Regions from separate parts of the Homo sapiens genome. Here region 2 is linked to region 1. Evidence: chromatin loops called from intact Hi-C (ENCODE). Cell type or tissue: endothelial cell of umbilical vein. All regions are shown on one strand. Links, peaks and the distances in the headings refer to the core of each region. The heading gives the core; the rest is flanking DNA.

What was found. Hi-C counts contacts between places; a loop is a spot of excess contacts. Peaks named below come from ENCODE experiments on the same cell type or tissue, not always from the same donor. Only the 100,000 strongest peaks of a DNase experiment are listed, where the experiment ranks them.
Region 2: a loop joins it to region 1, with 2.3 times the contacts of the local background. A loop is called at or near these places in 12 of 110 quality-filtered maps.

What each region holds. Positions count from the first base shown.
Region 1 is chr1:28,157,216-28,165,049 of GRCh38, reverse strand. All of the region lies in intron 1 of PTAFR (platelet activating factor receptor), which reads left to right. Among named protein-coding and RNA genes, the nearest start is that of PTAFR, 16 kb to the left of the region's middle. In endothelial cell of umbilical vein, for the core only: no CTCF peak of the experiment used is centred there; a DNase peak (open chromatin) is centred at 3,919; H3K27ac peaks cover 862 bases.
Region 2 is chr1:28,109,854-28,117,687 of GRCh38, reverse strand. No RefSeq gene overlaps it. Among named protein-coding and RNA genes, the nearest start is that of EYA3, 25 kb to the right of the region's middle. RefSeq lists enhancers at 4,190-4,239, 4,290-4,349. In endothelial cell of umbilical vein, for the core only: a CTCF peak has its summit at 4,433 (motif pointing right); a DNase peak (open chromatin) is centred at 4,797; H3K27ac peaks cover 1,385 bases.

The DNA of each region.
Region 1 (7,834 bases), core at 1,111-6,110:
CTTTTCTCTTAGTCCATATAAAAATCTTCATTTACAAATGAGGAAACAGAGACTCAGAATCACAGGATGAGCTTAGTGGTTGAACCAGGATCTGACCCAGCTCTCGCCCTACCAGGCGGGAGTCAGATGGATACAGAGCAGGTCATGCCATCCCTTTGTCGCATTCCCTTCCCAGCTTTGAGGAACAAAGGTAAAAGCAGGGCCCCAGGTCAAAGGCATCTCTTCCTGGGGCCTCACAGCATCTGGAGCTCCCATTCTCAGGCTGTAAGACAGGTCTGTGAGTGGACAAGCTGGCCAAGGAGCAGTTTGCTTCTAGCAGGGGACACAGCTTGTTCTAGGAGAGTCAGAATGAACCTTGGAGTTCAAAATCCCAAGTCTGCCACTTCCCCGCTGTGTGACTATGGACAAATCTATTTTCTTCTCTAGTCTCACTTTTTACCCCTAGAAAATTAGGTATCTTGTAAAACCAGCCTCACGAAGATGATCTGAGGAGGAAATATGATCATAGGCAAGATGTACTGTATACCAGTAAATGGTGCCCAGTGTCTTGAAATTAGGGGGGCTCCAGCCTCATGATCCCCACAGAGCAAGGAGTACTTGGATCCAAGAGAGTGTGCCCACTTGGAATGTGGTGTTCCCCCGCCTTCACCACTTCTAGTCCTTGCCCTGTTGGTGAATGCACCCTCAGGCCTGCGGGGCTGCAAGGAACTGCTGGTGCAGGAGCTGTGGATGAACTTGGATGTATCTTATTTATAGCTTATAAATATTTAGAATTTTGTACTTTTGACCTCAACTGGCCCCACAAATGTTAAGAGCTAGCAGGACTGGTGAACCCAACTTCCCAACCCACAATCTGGCCTGGGAAATCAACCAGCACATACCTCCTTCTGTCCATCTCCCGATGGTCCCTCCTCTCTGGCTGTCCAGCTATGGATGAGAACCCCTTCTCCAGGTTCCCTAGGGACTGGGAATGTTTCCAGCAGGGATGAGGGCCGAATGCTGCACAGGGAAAAGGGTACCAGATCCAGACAGCAGAATTCTTCTGTCTCATGAATATTTATGGCCTCTCTACCCCACCCCCAGCTGAAGGCTGTGCCTGGGCCAGCTGCCCAGCCTCGATCCATCAGGGAACTGTGCCCATGTGTTAAACTGAGTGGTCTGAGCCTCTTCTTTTCTTTCCAAATGTTCATCCTCTTCCTGAGCTGTTGAAAGCTTTGTTGCCATTAGCTGGAGGCTCTATCTGGAGCTGGCAGGAAAGCCAGTGTGTAGGTCAAAGCCCCTAGGTCAATGTTGGCCCACAGTCCCCTCCCCTGGCTCCAAGCAGCTGGGCCAGTGGGGAGAGGGAGGCTTGGTCATTTGTGGCTCAGGTCCTGTTCCAGCCACTTTGCATACTTATCTTTGAAACCATTGTTAGGATTGTAAGATTTTGCAAATGAAGACATTGAAGGTTAGAGAGGCGAGGTCACTTGCCCCAGGTCATACAGCAAGTAAATGGTAAGCCAGGTATGAACCTGTAGACCTTTCTGACTCCAGAGACCTTGTTCTCCCTAACCCACTCCACCCCAGTACAGCTCCCCTGGGGAGACTGTGCACACTTCCTTTGTGCCGGGGATTTCGGAGCCATCATCAGGGCATGGCCACTCATCCATTCATTCCTCGGTGCCCGACACTGGGATTGAAGAGATGAAAAAGATCTAGTCCCTGCCCTCAGGAAGTGCCCAGTCTGACAAGGAAACAGCCACAGAAATTAATACTTAAAACATACTGTATCAGGTGCTAGACTGAGGAATGCGCCCAGTGCATAGGGACCCAGAGAAGAAGGCAACTCATTTTGCCTGTGGCGATCAGGGAAGGCATCCCAGAGGAAGTGCTTTTTCAGATTAGGTCTTAAGATGAGTAAGATTTTTCTAGGTAAAGCAATAGGCAAAAGCAGGCTGCTGGAAAGGCAAAGAGATTTGAGGAAAAATGGAGTTTTTAGGGAAGCAGCGAGAAATTCAGTGCAGCAAGAGTAGAAAATGAGTAGCGGGGAATGGTGGAAAATAAGATGGGAAAGGAGCTTAGACTTGATCCTGGGCCAGGGGAGCCACGGAAGATGTTAGCCCAGGCAAGTGTGTGGCTGGCAGTTGTTGGGGTACAACATGTCTCAGATTTCGGTGCGTGCACGAATCGCCTGGGAATCTTATTAACATATGGAGTCTTTTTTTTTTTTTTTTTTTTTTTGGAGACAAAGTCTCGCTCTGTCGCCCAGGCTGGAGTGCAGTGGTGTGATCTTGGCTCACTGCAACCTCTGTCTCCTGGGTTCAAGCAATTATTCTCCTGCCTCAGCCTCCAGAGTAGCTGGGATTACAGGCACCCACCACCATGCCTGGCTAATTTTTGTAGTTTTATTAGAGAGGGGGTTTCATTATGTTGGTCAGGCTGGTCTCGAACTCCTGACCTCAAGTGATCCACCTGCCTCAGCCTCCCAAACTGCTGGGATGACAGGCGTGAGCCACCATGCCCGGCCAACATACAGATTCTGATACAGGAGATCTGGGGTGGGACCCAAGATTCTGCATTTCTAACAAGCTTGCAGGTGGTGCCAATGCTGCTCGTCCAAGGACCACAGTTTGAGTCCTGAGTTTGTAGAGGGCTCACTCTGCCTTGTGTGGCAGCTGCTCTGTCTGGGGAGTAGGCAATCCTGTCGGTTGCTGGGTGTTTGTTCACCTGACAAATGTTTACCAAACTTTTGCCCCAGCCAAGCTCCCTGAGTACAGGGGACGGGGAGAGGAATTGAAAATGCCACTTTCTGGTCCATGCCACCACCATCTCTGACCTCCAAAATGCTCTTGCTGTTTCCACGCTTGCTCCCTACCATCTATTCTCTACCTGACAGCTAGAGCGAGTCCGATCATGTTACTTGCCTGCTTAGCGACACTGAAGCAGCTCTCCGAGGCTCACAGAATAAAATCCCAACTCCTTACCATGGCTCAGGAGTGATCTGCAGCCAGGTGTCCTCTGATCACATCCCACTCTTCCCATTTCTCACTCCCCTAGGGCCACACCAACCTTTCAGTTTCTTGTTCCTACTTCAGAACATGATGAAATTATTCCCATTACAGGCCCTTTGCACATGATACTCTCTGGCTGGAATAATCCAGATCGTCCTCTTACTTGTTCCTTTTTTCTTTTTTAGAGTTCAGCCAGGGGTAGACACAGATTTTATAGGTTACTAAAGCTTATACAATTTGAAGGGCCCCCCTTTGAAGATACCAAATTACAAATATACAATTAGATACAGGGCCTAGGAGAGGGCCTTAAAGCTTAAGCTTCATTGACTTCATGGTAAAGCTGTCTGTGGTTTTGTTTGTATGTCACCTCCTCCAAGAAGCCTTTCCTGGTCATTCTACTTAAAACAGCCACCAGCTGGGTGCAGTGGCTCATGCCTGTAATCCTAGCACTTTGGGAGACTAAATCAGGCAGATCACTTGAGCTCAGGAGTTCAAGACCAACCTGGGCAACATAGTGAGACCTTGTCTCTATTTATTAAAAAATAAAAATAAAAAAAAAGCCATCTACCCTATCTTCATGTTACTATTTTTATTTCCTTCATTAAATTCATCACAATTTGAAATTATCTTATTTGTTGCTCCACTTATTTTTGACTGTTTCCCCCAACTAGAATGTAAGCTCCTCGAGAGCAGGAACTTTGTTTTGTTTCTGCAGTCTCCCCAACATAGTGCCCAACACCCAGAAGGATGTCAATAACTGTGAGGTGAATGCATGGACATTGTCTCTGCCTCTGGTTGGCAGAGAGGTCACATAGAGGCAATTTCAGTGGGATAAAGAGCTATGAGCTACGGAAGTCCAAAGAATGGGCACTTAACCAGACCGCGGGTGGAGCTGGGTGTGCAGGAGGCCAGGAGTCTTAGAAAGAGCTACTTGGAGGAAATGAGGTCTGAGCAATCTTAAAGAATGTTCTAGTAAACATCCAGACAATGACAAGGAAGGGAGGATTTCTTGGCAGAGGAAACAGCATGAATAAAGTAATGAAAGTGCAAGCTCTCAGGCCCAGAGGAGAATCAGCTGGTTACATTTTGGGTGATTTCAAGGGTTCTACTCATGCAAAGATACAGTGATAGGCACCAAGTTTGGGTTGGGGCCAAGGGAGTGGGAGTCACATGGGGGCCAGGAGCCTGGGATTGAACAGAAGGCAGCAGAAGTAGGAAGAGCCAGGATGACGGGTACTGGTGGCACCAACGGGTTTGAGTCAAGCAGGGACTCCACCAGCACTCCCCTTACTGATTCTGGTCCTGTATCTGGAAGGAGGAGGCCTACTCTTGCTGGGGCTCCTGTGGGGCCTGTGTGGACTGGGGAGGCTCTGAAGTCAGATAGACCCAAGTATACAATCTCCTAGGTTGGGTTCCTGGGAAGCCAACTTTGAAATAGAGATTAGCATGCAGGCACAATTTTCCTGGAATATTTTATTCTCGTGTGTGTGTGGGGGGTGGCGGGGGGAGGCAAGGTGGGGATGGGTGTAGAGATGAGGTCTTGCTATGTTGCCCAGGCTGGTCTTGAATTCCTGACCCATCCTCCTTCCTCAGTTTCCCCAAAGTGCTGGTATTACAGGCATGAGCCACCACACCTGGTCTTCCTGGAATTTTTTTTTTTTTTTTGAGATGAAGCCTTGCTGTGTTGCCCAGGTTGGAGTGCACATCTAATAGCTAAGGAATTTAACAATACAACCACCATATCATTATCCTACCTAAATAAATAAACATTTTTTTAATACCATCTGTGTTTGAGTTTTCCCAAATGTCTTTTTTTTTTTTTTAATTCTTTTTTGTGTGTGTGTGACAGGGTCTTGAGGCTCTGTTGCCCAGGCTGGAGTGCAGTGGCATAATCACAGCTCACTGCAGCCTTGAACTCCTGGGCTCAAGCAATCCTCCTGCCTCAGCTTCCTGAGTAACTGGGACTAGAGGTGTGCACCACCACACCCAGCTAACTTTTAAAAATTTTTAGGAGTGATGAGGTCTTGCTATATTGCCCAGGCTGATCTCAAACTCCTGAGCTCAAGCAATTGTTCCGCCTTGGCCTCCCCAAAGTGCTGAGACCAGGCATGAGCACCACAGCCAGCCCAATTGTCTGGAAAATATTTTTTACAGTTGGTTTATTTGAATCAGGATCCAAACAAGGTCCACACACAGCATTTTGTTGCTCAATCAAACTTCTTTTTTTTTTTTTGAGACGGAGTTTCGTTCTCGTTGCTCAGGCTGGAGTGCAGTGGTGCTATCTCGGCTCACTGCAACCTCTACCTCCTGGGTTCAAGCGATTCTCCTGCCTCAGCCTCCCCAGTAGTTGAGATTATAGGCGTCTGGCTAATTTTTGTATTTTTATTAGAGATGGGATTTCACCATATTGGCCAGGCTGGTCTGGAACTCCTGACCTCGAGTGATCGTCCTGCCTCGGCCTCCCAAAGTGCTGGGATTACAGGAGTGAGCCACTGTGCCTGGCTCAATCGAACTTCTTGAGTGAGGATTTGACATTCCCCTTTCTCTCCTATCACTCACCCCTCAACCCATGCCTGGGCAACTGCTCTCCCTGTGATCACATGATCTGATCACATGAGATTGATTTCCATGTTTCCACATCCAGTGTTTGCTTTTCTGTCTGCATTGTCATTCATCTCCCTGTGGCTTTTCACACTGTTGCCCATGTCTTCCCAAGCTCTTGAAACTTTCTTCCCTTAGGCCTCAAGCATGGAACCCTCCTTGTCTCTGACTGTCCTGTCTCTGCCTCCATAGGTCTGTCCTCCTCTGACTTCTTCCTTGATGTTGGGCTCTTCAGGGTTTAACCCTGGTCCTTTTGGGTGTTTCACAGGCATCCCAGATGGGATATGTCCTCATATGAATTCATCCTCCCTGCCCTCATGCTGTTCCTCCTCAGTGTCTTCTCCATGAAGACAGACACCACCATGTCCTCAATCATCTGGCCCAGACACCTGGCAGTTCTCTTTGTTTCCTCCTTTTCTCTCAACCAATATCCCATCCGTTACCAAATTCTGTCCATCTGATTTCCCAAATAACTCTCACAACCATCCATTTCCCTCCATCGGCTCTGCCCTGGTGCAGTCCTCTTGAGGCCCTCCAGACGACTGCACGTGTCTCTTTGCTGTCTCCCTGACTCTGGTCTGATCACCTCCAGTTCATTCTGTGCACAGTGGTCAAAGCCATCTTCCCCAAATCCAGACCCAGTCTTGTCCCTTCCAAGCTCAAGATCCTTCAATAACTCCCATTGTCTGCAGAATAAAGTCCAGACTCCTTAGACTAACCTCTAGGACCCATCTTGAGTTGACTGATGATTTTTTTTTTTTAAGATGGAGTCTGGCTCTGTTGCCCAGGCTGGAGTGCAGTGGCATGATCTTAGCTCACTGCAACCTCCACCTACTGGGTTCAAGCGATTCTCCTGCCTCAGCCTCCCAAGTAGCTGGAATTACAGATGCGTGCCACCACACCCGGCTAATTTTTGTATTTTTAGTAGAGACAGGGTTTCACCATGTTGGTCAGGCTGGTCTCAAACTCCTGACCTGATGATCCACCCGCTTCGGCCTCCCGAAGTGCTGGGATTACAGGCGTGAGCCACCGCGCCTGGCCCTGTTGCTTATTTTTAAAGCCCTGTCTCTTCTCAACTCCTTAAAGTTTTGGCCAAACCAAATGTCTCACGTTCCTTTAGAATGAAGTACGCCTTTGCCTATTCTTCCAGGCCTCTGTCCCGCAGTCCCCTGTGCCTGTTATTCCTCTCTCCTCGCACTATCAAATTAACTCCTTCAGCATAGGCAGGAGGTCTCTCCTCACCCTCAAGTCTGGGTAGGGGCAGCTTCTCTGAAACCGCGTTACACCTGATACATCCATCATCATAGCACCGCCCGCTTATCTATTTCTGAATCTCTCTCTTGCAAAATGGCCTGTGAGCTGCTCAAGGGCTGGGTCTGTTCTCTGAGGCCTCAGGGCACTGCTCAGCTCCGGGAGCTGTGAGTGCTTGTCCAACGAATGCATGAATGAGCAACTGAATGAGTGAATTGGGCTAGTCTGTGTGTGTGTTCTGTTCACATGGTGAGAAGGTTTTTTTAAAAACTCAAAATTGCCAGGCGTGGTGGCTAATGCCTGTAATCCCAGCACTTTGGGAGGCCGAGGCGGGCAGATCACAAGGTCAGGAGATCAAGACCATCCTGGCTAACATGGTGAAACCCCATCTCTACCAAAAATACAAAAAAAATTAGCCGGGCGTCGTGGCAGGCGCCTGTAGTCCCAGCCACTCGGGAGGCTGAGGCAGGAGAATGGCGTGAACCCAGGAGGCGGAGCTTGCAGTGAGCTGAGATCGCGCCACTGCACTCCAGCCTGGGTGACAGAGGGAGACTCCACCTCAAAAAAAAAAAAAAAATCAAAATTAATGCAAAAAAAATTATGATAAACAAAGTACCAAAATGTTAGATGAAGACAGTATCATAATAGTGCCAGGCAGTTATATTAGAGATTGAGGCAAGAGGAAGAATCAGTAATACTCCTTTTGATTTAAAAAAATATTGCATTAAAATATTATTTATTGGCCAGGCACAGTGGCTCACACCCGTAATCCCAGCACTTTAGGAGGCCGAGGCGGGCGGATCACTTGAGGTCAGGAGTTCGAGACCAGCCTAGCTAACTAAAATTATAAAAATTAGCTGGCCATGGTGGGCATGCCTCATCTCTACCAAAAAATACAAAAATTAGCTGGTGTGGTAGCGTGTGCCTGTAATCCCAGCTACTTGGGAGGCTGAGGTAGGAGGTTGGCTTGAGCCCAGGAGGTGGAGGTTGCA
Region 2 (7,834 bases), core at 1,923-6,922, 48 kb after region 1:
CAAGTAGCTCTGGGCTCTTGGGTCCACACATACTAAGCCCTCCAAAAACTCCAGTTCCTTGCGCTCTTTCCTCCTGGTTTCTTGGAAGGTACCCTTAAGTCTCAGCTTGCACTGGAACCCTGGCATCATCCTCACGTCCTACATGGCTCATGTCCTCATGTTCTACAGCCTTCTAGGGTGTGGCAGGCACATTTTCATTGCTTGACCTGTCTTCCTATGGGAAATTGTTCCTCCTCTCCCCAGTCCAGCTCAGTCCCTGTGGTTTGGGTCTTGGCAGAAGACCCAGGACTGGCCAATCCAAAGTCTGTATTCTTTTGGCCCCGGTGATTGGTCCAGGGATAGGCCTGTGAGTTAATAAGATCCTTCATATTTATTATATGGACATTAGAGGAAAGACGGTCTCTCTCTCTTTTCCTTCCCGCTCACCATCTTTTTTTCTTTCTGTCTCATTATAAGATGCGCAGCAGTGGGCCGGGTGCGGTGGCTCACGCCTGTAATCCCAGCACTTTGGAAAGCCGAAGTGGGTGGATCGCTTGAGCCCTGGAGTTCGAGACCAGCCTGGGCAACATGGTGAAACCCTGTCTCTACTAAAAACACAAAAACTAGCCGAGCATGGTGGCGGGCACCTGTAATCCCAGCTACTCATGAGGCTGAGGCACAAGAATTGCTTGAACCCAGGAGGCGGACGTTGCAGTGAGCCGAGATCATGCCAGTGCACTCCAGCCTGGGCAAAAGAGCAAGACTCCGTCTCAAAAAAAAAAAAAAAAAAAAAAAGATACACAGCAGTGATGGCTTGGCACTACCAGCAGCCATCTTGCTACCTGTTTGAGAATGAAGCCAAACAAAATCAAATAAACCCCGAAAGATGGAAAGAGAGTTCTGATGCTCTCCTTGATCCAGACATGTCTGAAGTCCCTTTGAACTACTTTTTTTCAGCTAGTCTGGGTTAGATTTCTGACATTTGCAACCAAAAGAATCCTGACCAATACATGGGTTCACTTTAATATGTAAACAGGCCTAGCATAGTGGCTCCCGCCTGTAATCCTAGCTACTCAAAGGGCCAACATGGGAGGATCACTTAAGGCCAGGAGTTTGAGACCAGCTTGGGCAACATAGCGAGACCCATATCTCTTAAAAAAAAGCAGACAGGGTGGCTAGATCTAAGGCAGCCTGAAGATGAGCCAGCAAGTTGAGGATAGCAGAGTGGCAAGAGCACAGAACTTGGGCCCTTGGGCCGGGCACAGTGGCTCACATCTGTAATCCCAGCAGTTTAGGAGGCTGAGGCAGGCAGATCACCTGAGATCAGGAGCTCAAAACCAGCCTGGCCAACATGGTGAAACCCCATCTCTACTAAAAATACAAAAATTAGCTGGCCATGGTGGTGTGGACCTGTAATCTCAGCTACTCGGGAGGCTGAGGCAGGAGAATCACTTGAACCTGGGAGATGGAGGTTGCAGTGAGACGAGATCAAGCCACTGCACTCCATCCTGGGTGACAGAGCGAGAGTCTGTCTCAAAAAAAAAAGAACTTGGGTCCTTGATGACACCAGCCAGCTGCTGAATTAATTAACTCTGGATCCCATCTAATTTAGGACTTCTTAAGTGAATATTTCCTTACTAAGTAATTTTGATTTTTTTTTAAAAATTAAATATGGAATGCTTTATGAATGTTTGTGTCATCCTTGCGCAGGTGGAGGTTGCAGTGAGCCAAGATCGAGCCACTGCACTCCAGTATGAGCAACAGAGTGAGACCCTGTCCCCTACTAAAAAAAAAAGCAGTTTTGAGATTTAATTCAGGTATCTTTTAAAGTGTACACTTCAGTGGCTTTTTTTGTTGTTGTTGTTTTGTTTTTTTGAGACAGGGTCTCACTCTGTTGACCAGGCTGGAGTGCAGTGGTGCAATCATGGCTCACTGAAGCCTCGACCTCCTGGGCTCCAGAGATTCTCCCGCTTCAGCCTCCTGAGTAGCCAGGACTACAGATGTGCACCACTATGCCCAGTTAATTTTTCTTTTTTTTTTTTCAGTAGAGATGAAGTCTCATTATGTTGCCCAGGCTTGTCTTGAACTCCTGGGCTCCAGTGAGCCTCCTGCCTCAGCCTACCAAAGTGCTAGGATTACAGGTGTGAGCCACCATACCCTTACTGATTTTTAGTGTATTCATTGACAAAGTTGTGCAACAATCACCACTAATTTCACCACCTCAAAAAGAAACCCCATACCCACTAGCAGTCACTTCCTGTTCCCCCCCACCACCGCATGCAACCATTAATCTTAACAAGGGATCTTCGGGGAAAGCGTCCAGTCTTTCACAAGGAAGTATGATGTTAGCTGGGGGTTTTTGTAGATATCCTTTATCTGGTTGAGAAAGTCCCCTTCTCTCCCTAGTTTGTTGAATGCTTTTAAACTGTTAGATTTTGTCGAATGTTTTTAGGCATCTATTGGAGGGGTGGGTTTTGTTCTTTATTCAATTAATATGGTGTATTACATTAATTGCTGTGTAAATATTAACATAATGGTTCAACACACTCCTTGAAATAATGATATTCATTTGTAAGCTCAGGTGAGCCACATTATAAGAGCATCTGATAGCTGACAATCCAGCTTACACAACTGTAGGCTTGTTTAATTAGGTTAACAGATTTTTTTTTTCTCTACCAAGTTTTTCTTTTCTCTTTTTTTTTTTTTCTGAGACAAAGTCTTGCTCTGTCGCCCAGGCTAGAGTGCAGTGGCACCATCTTGACTCACTGCAACGTCTGCCTCCCAGGTTCAAGCAATTCTCCTGCTTTGGCCTCCTAACTAGCTGGGATAACAGGCATGTGCCACCACACCCAGCTAATTTTTGTATTTTTATTTAGTAGAGATGGGGTTTCACCATGCTGGCCAGGCTGGTCTTGAACACCTGACCTCAGGTGATCCGCCTGCCTCGGCCTACCAAAGTGCCGGGATTACAACCGTGAGCCATTGTGCCTGACCACTACCAAGTTTTTCTGAAGAAGAAAATTCATTGTTAGTGAAGGGGTTCAGGACATGCCACCCCAAAATATGCCACTCTGGCATATTATTTTGAGCTGAAGCCACTTGAGAAACAGCCGGTGCAGGAAGAACCCTCTGAATTCCATCTTTTTACCTAAATACAGTTCATAAAATTTCCCATGAGAAAGATGCCCTCTCTGTACCAGGAAGAGAAGCACATTCCCATCACCGGAGACTGAGGGTTGATGGCGCAGTGGGCCTGTACAAATGAACCTACTAAAATAACCCCATGTATTTCCTAGTCATTGTCCCACAACTAACTGCCTTTAGCTCAAGCCTCTTTGTCTTGTCACATCCCCACAATTTGTCATTCTTTTTTTTTTTTTTTAGACAGAGTCTCTGTTGCCCAGGCTGGAGTGCAGTGGCACAGTCTTGGCTCACTGCAACCTCTGCCTCCCAGGTTCAAGCAATTTTCCTGCCTCAGCCTCCCGAGGAGCTGAGACTACAGGCACCCGCCACCAAGCCCAGCTAATTTTTGTATTTTTAGTAGAGACGGGATTTCCTCATGTTGGCCAGGCTGGTCTTGAACTCTTGACCTCAGGTGATCCACCAGCTTTGGCCTCCCAAAGTGCTGGGATTACAGGTGTGAGCCACCAAGCCTGGCCTGTCATTCTTTTGTTGTTGTTGTTCTCTTTATAGCCGGCTCAGACTCCAGTTCACATCACCCACCGATTTATTATTCTTTATGTAAAAAGGTATATAAGCATTTGGGCTTAATTAATTCTTTGGGTTTTCACTTTCCTTCTGACGACTCCTGTGTATAGATAAAATATTTAAAAACTTTGTATGCTTTTCTCATGTTATTCTGTCTTATGTCTGTTTAATATTAATACTTAGGCCAGGCTGGGCGTGGTGGCTCACACCTGTAATCCCAGCACTTTGGGAGGCCAAGGCAGGTGGATCACTTGGGGTTAGGAGTTTGAGAACAGCCTGGCCAACATGGTGAAATCCCGTCTCTACTAAAAATACAAAAATTAGCCAGGCATGGTGGTGCGCACCTGTAATTCCAGCTACTCGGCAGGCTGAGGCAGGAGAATCACTTGAACCCGGGAGGCGGAGGTTGTGGTGAGCCGAGATCGTGCCTTTGCACTCCAGCCTGGGCGACAGAGTGAGACTGTGTCTCAAAAAAAAGAAAGAAAAAAAAAAAAAACTTAGGCCAGCCATAGAACCTAAGAGGGTAGATGGAAGTTTCTTCTCCCCTGTAGGAGCATATACAGTATGATGCAAAAATGAGATGCTTAGGCTTTTCAGGAACTATCTCTGTTGATTTCTCTGCAGCTGAAAAAAGCTACAACATGCACGGTAAAATGTTGTCTTGAGCTGTGGCCTAACTGGTCAAAATGGGTCTCAGCGCAAGGTCTACTGACTCCTCAGGGCTTTCATAGCCACCAAAGCTGCTGTGGAATTGATCACTGGTCTCTAGGGGGCAGGAGTGTCTTCTCTTGACAGGAAACGAAATGAGGTTAGAATAGAGATAATGGTCTGTAGAAGTCCACCTTCTCCCTCTCCCTACCACCCCACCCGCCTCCAGTTCTCTATTCTGGAACTTCTGCCCTGAGAGGAGAAGCTGCTGCTGAAGATCTTGCTCCAGATGGAGAGAGTTGTGCATTTAGCTTGCCCAACTACCATTTTGAGGACATCGTCTAGTTTTGTGTCCAGTGTTCCTTCCTTGGAGGAACTTCCCCCATCCCCACACCAAGTGATACTCACATGGCTGCCAATCACAGAACGCCACCTCTCTGACCACAAGAGTGACTCAATCCTGGGTCAACTGGACTTTCTCAGGACTTTGGAACTGTGGAGACACTCAGGGATGGAAGGAAGTGGGAGCTGAGTCATTTGATGTGTTTCCCCTAAAGCAGTGCTTCTCATAAGGGGGTCCCTTGACCTGCAGCAACAGCATCTGGGAACCTGTTAGAAATACAGATTCCCGGGCCCCAACCCACACCTACTGGATTAGAAACTCTAGGGGTAGGCCCCAGCAATCTGTGTTTTAAAAACCCCTCCAGGTGATTCTGCTGCATACTAGGGAAACCACAAGTTTCTGTAAGTGGGATTCCCAGAGCTTACCTGCACCTTATCCTTTTCTTGGCCTTGGCTGTTGAGATCTTCCTTAGATTCTTTGGTCTTCCCAATGTCTTTCTAGTAAATTCTTTGTTTTGTTTGAGCAACTCAGAGTTGCTTTCTGTTGCTTGCAACCTAAGGACCCTGACTAATGGTCCTCCCATCTAATTCATATCTACACAGACCCTTCTTGAACCATGGGCCTTCCTGCCGTATGTAGACTGCAATGGTTTGACTTCACCCTGGTCTTTGTATTTTGCTTCAACGCCAAACCATATTAACTCCAAAGCAGAGCTCAGTGGGCATCTGATTAGGCTCTTTCACTGTCCTGCCTGTTTATTCAGTTGCCTCCCCAGTAATGCAAGTCTTTATAAGAACATCTCTTATTCCTCCATTTAGTTGACATCTCTGTTTTTTTCGTCTTAGCTCCCAATCTTCTTCTTCTTCTTTTTTTTTTTTAACTATTAACAACACACCAATGGCATAATGAAGTTTGTTTTTTTCTTTCCTATATGAGTTAAGGAACAGAATAAGCTGCTTTAGTAAAGAGGCTCAAAAATACAGAATAAATTTATTTATTTACTTATTTATTACTGAGACAGGATCTCATTCTGTCTTCCATGCTGGAGTACCATGGTATGATCATAGCTCACTGTAACCTCAAACTCCTGGGTGTAAGGAATCCTCCTGCCTCAGCCTCCTGAGTAGCTAGGATTACAGGTGCTCACCACCATGCCTGGATCATGTCTCAGAGCAGCCTCAACCTCCTGGGCTCAAGTGATTCTCCCACCTCAGCCTCCCGAGTAGCTGGGATTATTGGCATGGGCCACCATGCCCAGTTACTTTAGGGTCTCATTATCTTGCCCAGGCTGGTCTTGAACATTTGGGCTCATGTGATCCTCCTGCCTCCACTTCCCAAAGTATTGGGATTACAGGCATGAGCCACCATGCCCCAGCTAGAGCAAATTTATTTTGAATCTCTTGTTTTACAGGTTTTGTTTGTTGTTCTTATTTTGTCTTTTGTTGTTGTTTTATCCCTTTAAGCATATGGGTGATTCAGGATGAGTCCAGAGGTGAGTAAGGGGCTCTGCTTCAGGTAGTCATTTGGGGATACAGGTTCCCTCTATCTTGTTGCTCTGCCGTCTCCAAGGACATCATTGAAGCATCTATATACAAGCCTGTGGTAAGTGGGGGAAAGAGGAAGTAAATGGCTAACAATTTCACTTTAGGAAATGATGTAGAAGTGATGATCACATGAATCTATACATTTTCCAGTGGTGAGTACTTAGTTACATGGTCACACCCAGCTAGCTACCATGGCAGCGGTGACCATGAACTATGATCTGGATCTGGGCAGCCATATACCCTGCTATATCTTGGGGTGAAAATTATTTTATTACTAGAAGAAAGGGGGAAGTAATGGATAATGGAGACAGTTAGCAATCTTTTCACACTTTCTAACTCTGAGCCTTGTATCCAAGTGTTGAAAGTTCAAATGCCTTCACAGGGGCTAGGCAGGTGATTAACTGAGTAAAGCAATCTAAAAGGAGTGAGGTGACTGTGACAAAGTAGGATGCACTGTGTCCTGTCTAAAGGGGGTAACAGTTACTTGATCCCTTCCCCTTCTTCATTAACAGAATTCCAAGCTTGTTTGAGTGCCCAGCCTTGGAGCACAAATCATAATTTTCTATTATCAATCATGAAATTCTGTTTCTAGTGTCTTCAGCCTCCCCTGTGTCTGGGAATCTCCATATGACTCAGCCAATGGGAGAGTTAAGGAAGTCTGGCGGGGGACTTCTAGGAAAGCTTTTGTTTTCCTAGTAAAGAGTCAGCCATGACTGGAGCTTTCCCATACCAGTTCTTCCTGATTTGAATGTGGGTGAGATGCCTGGAGCTGGGGCAGCCATCATATGACCTGGGGTGGCAAGCAAGAGGGGAAAACCAAAAGAACTGTGGTGATACTGAGCTAGAAAGAACTAGGGCCAGAACCTGCCTGACTCCAGACATCTTGTCATGTGAATAACACAAAAAACCAAAACACCTATTTGTTTAATGAAACTTAAAATTGGCTTATCTGAACTTCATGGCCGTTCAAAACTGATCTAATCCTTCCAGATTTATTTTTCAAGTTTCAATTATTTATTAATCAGGGTAATCTCCAACACATTACATCAACATGATTTCATGTATTTAGAGGACAAATATTTCCTGATTAAATGGAAAATTGTGCGGATGGCTTCAGAAAGACCTTCATTCGAAAGCAGCTTTAATAGTGAAACACTTCATTTACAAATCTGGACCTTCTTTCTTCAGTTTGCTATAATCCACATTCACTGAGTAAAACTTGGATGGATTGTTGGGACCCAGTTTGTTACAGGGCTCTGGGTTATTCTTTCTTTCCTTTTTATTTATTTTTTTTTTTGAGACTGAGTCTCGCTTCGTCGCCCAGGCGGGAGCACAGTGTCACGATCTAAGCTCACTGCAACCTCTGCCTCCAAAGTTCAATCAGTTCTCTTGCCTCAGCCTCCCGAGTAGCTGGGATTACAGGCACATGCCACCACATCCAGCTAATTTGTTGTATTTTTAGTAGAGACAGCGTTTCACCATGTTGGCCAGGCTGGTCTTGAACTCCTGGCCTCAAGTGATCTGCTCACCTTGGCCTCTCAAAAAGCTGGGATTATAGACATGAGCCACCACACCAGGCCTCTGGGTAATTCTTTCTGTCCTAACATCCGGA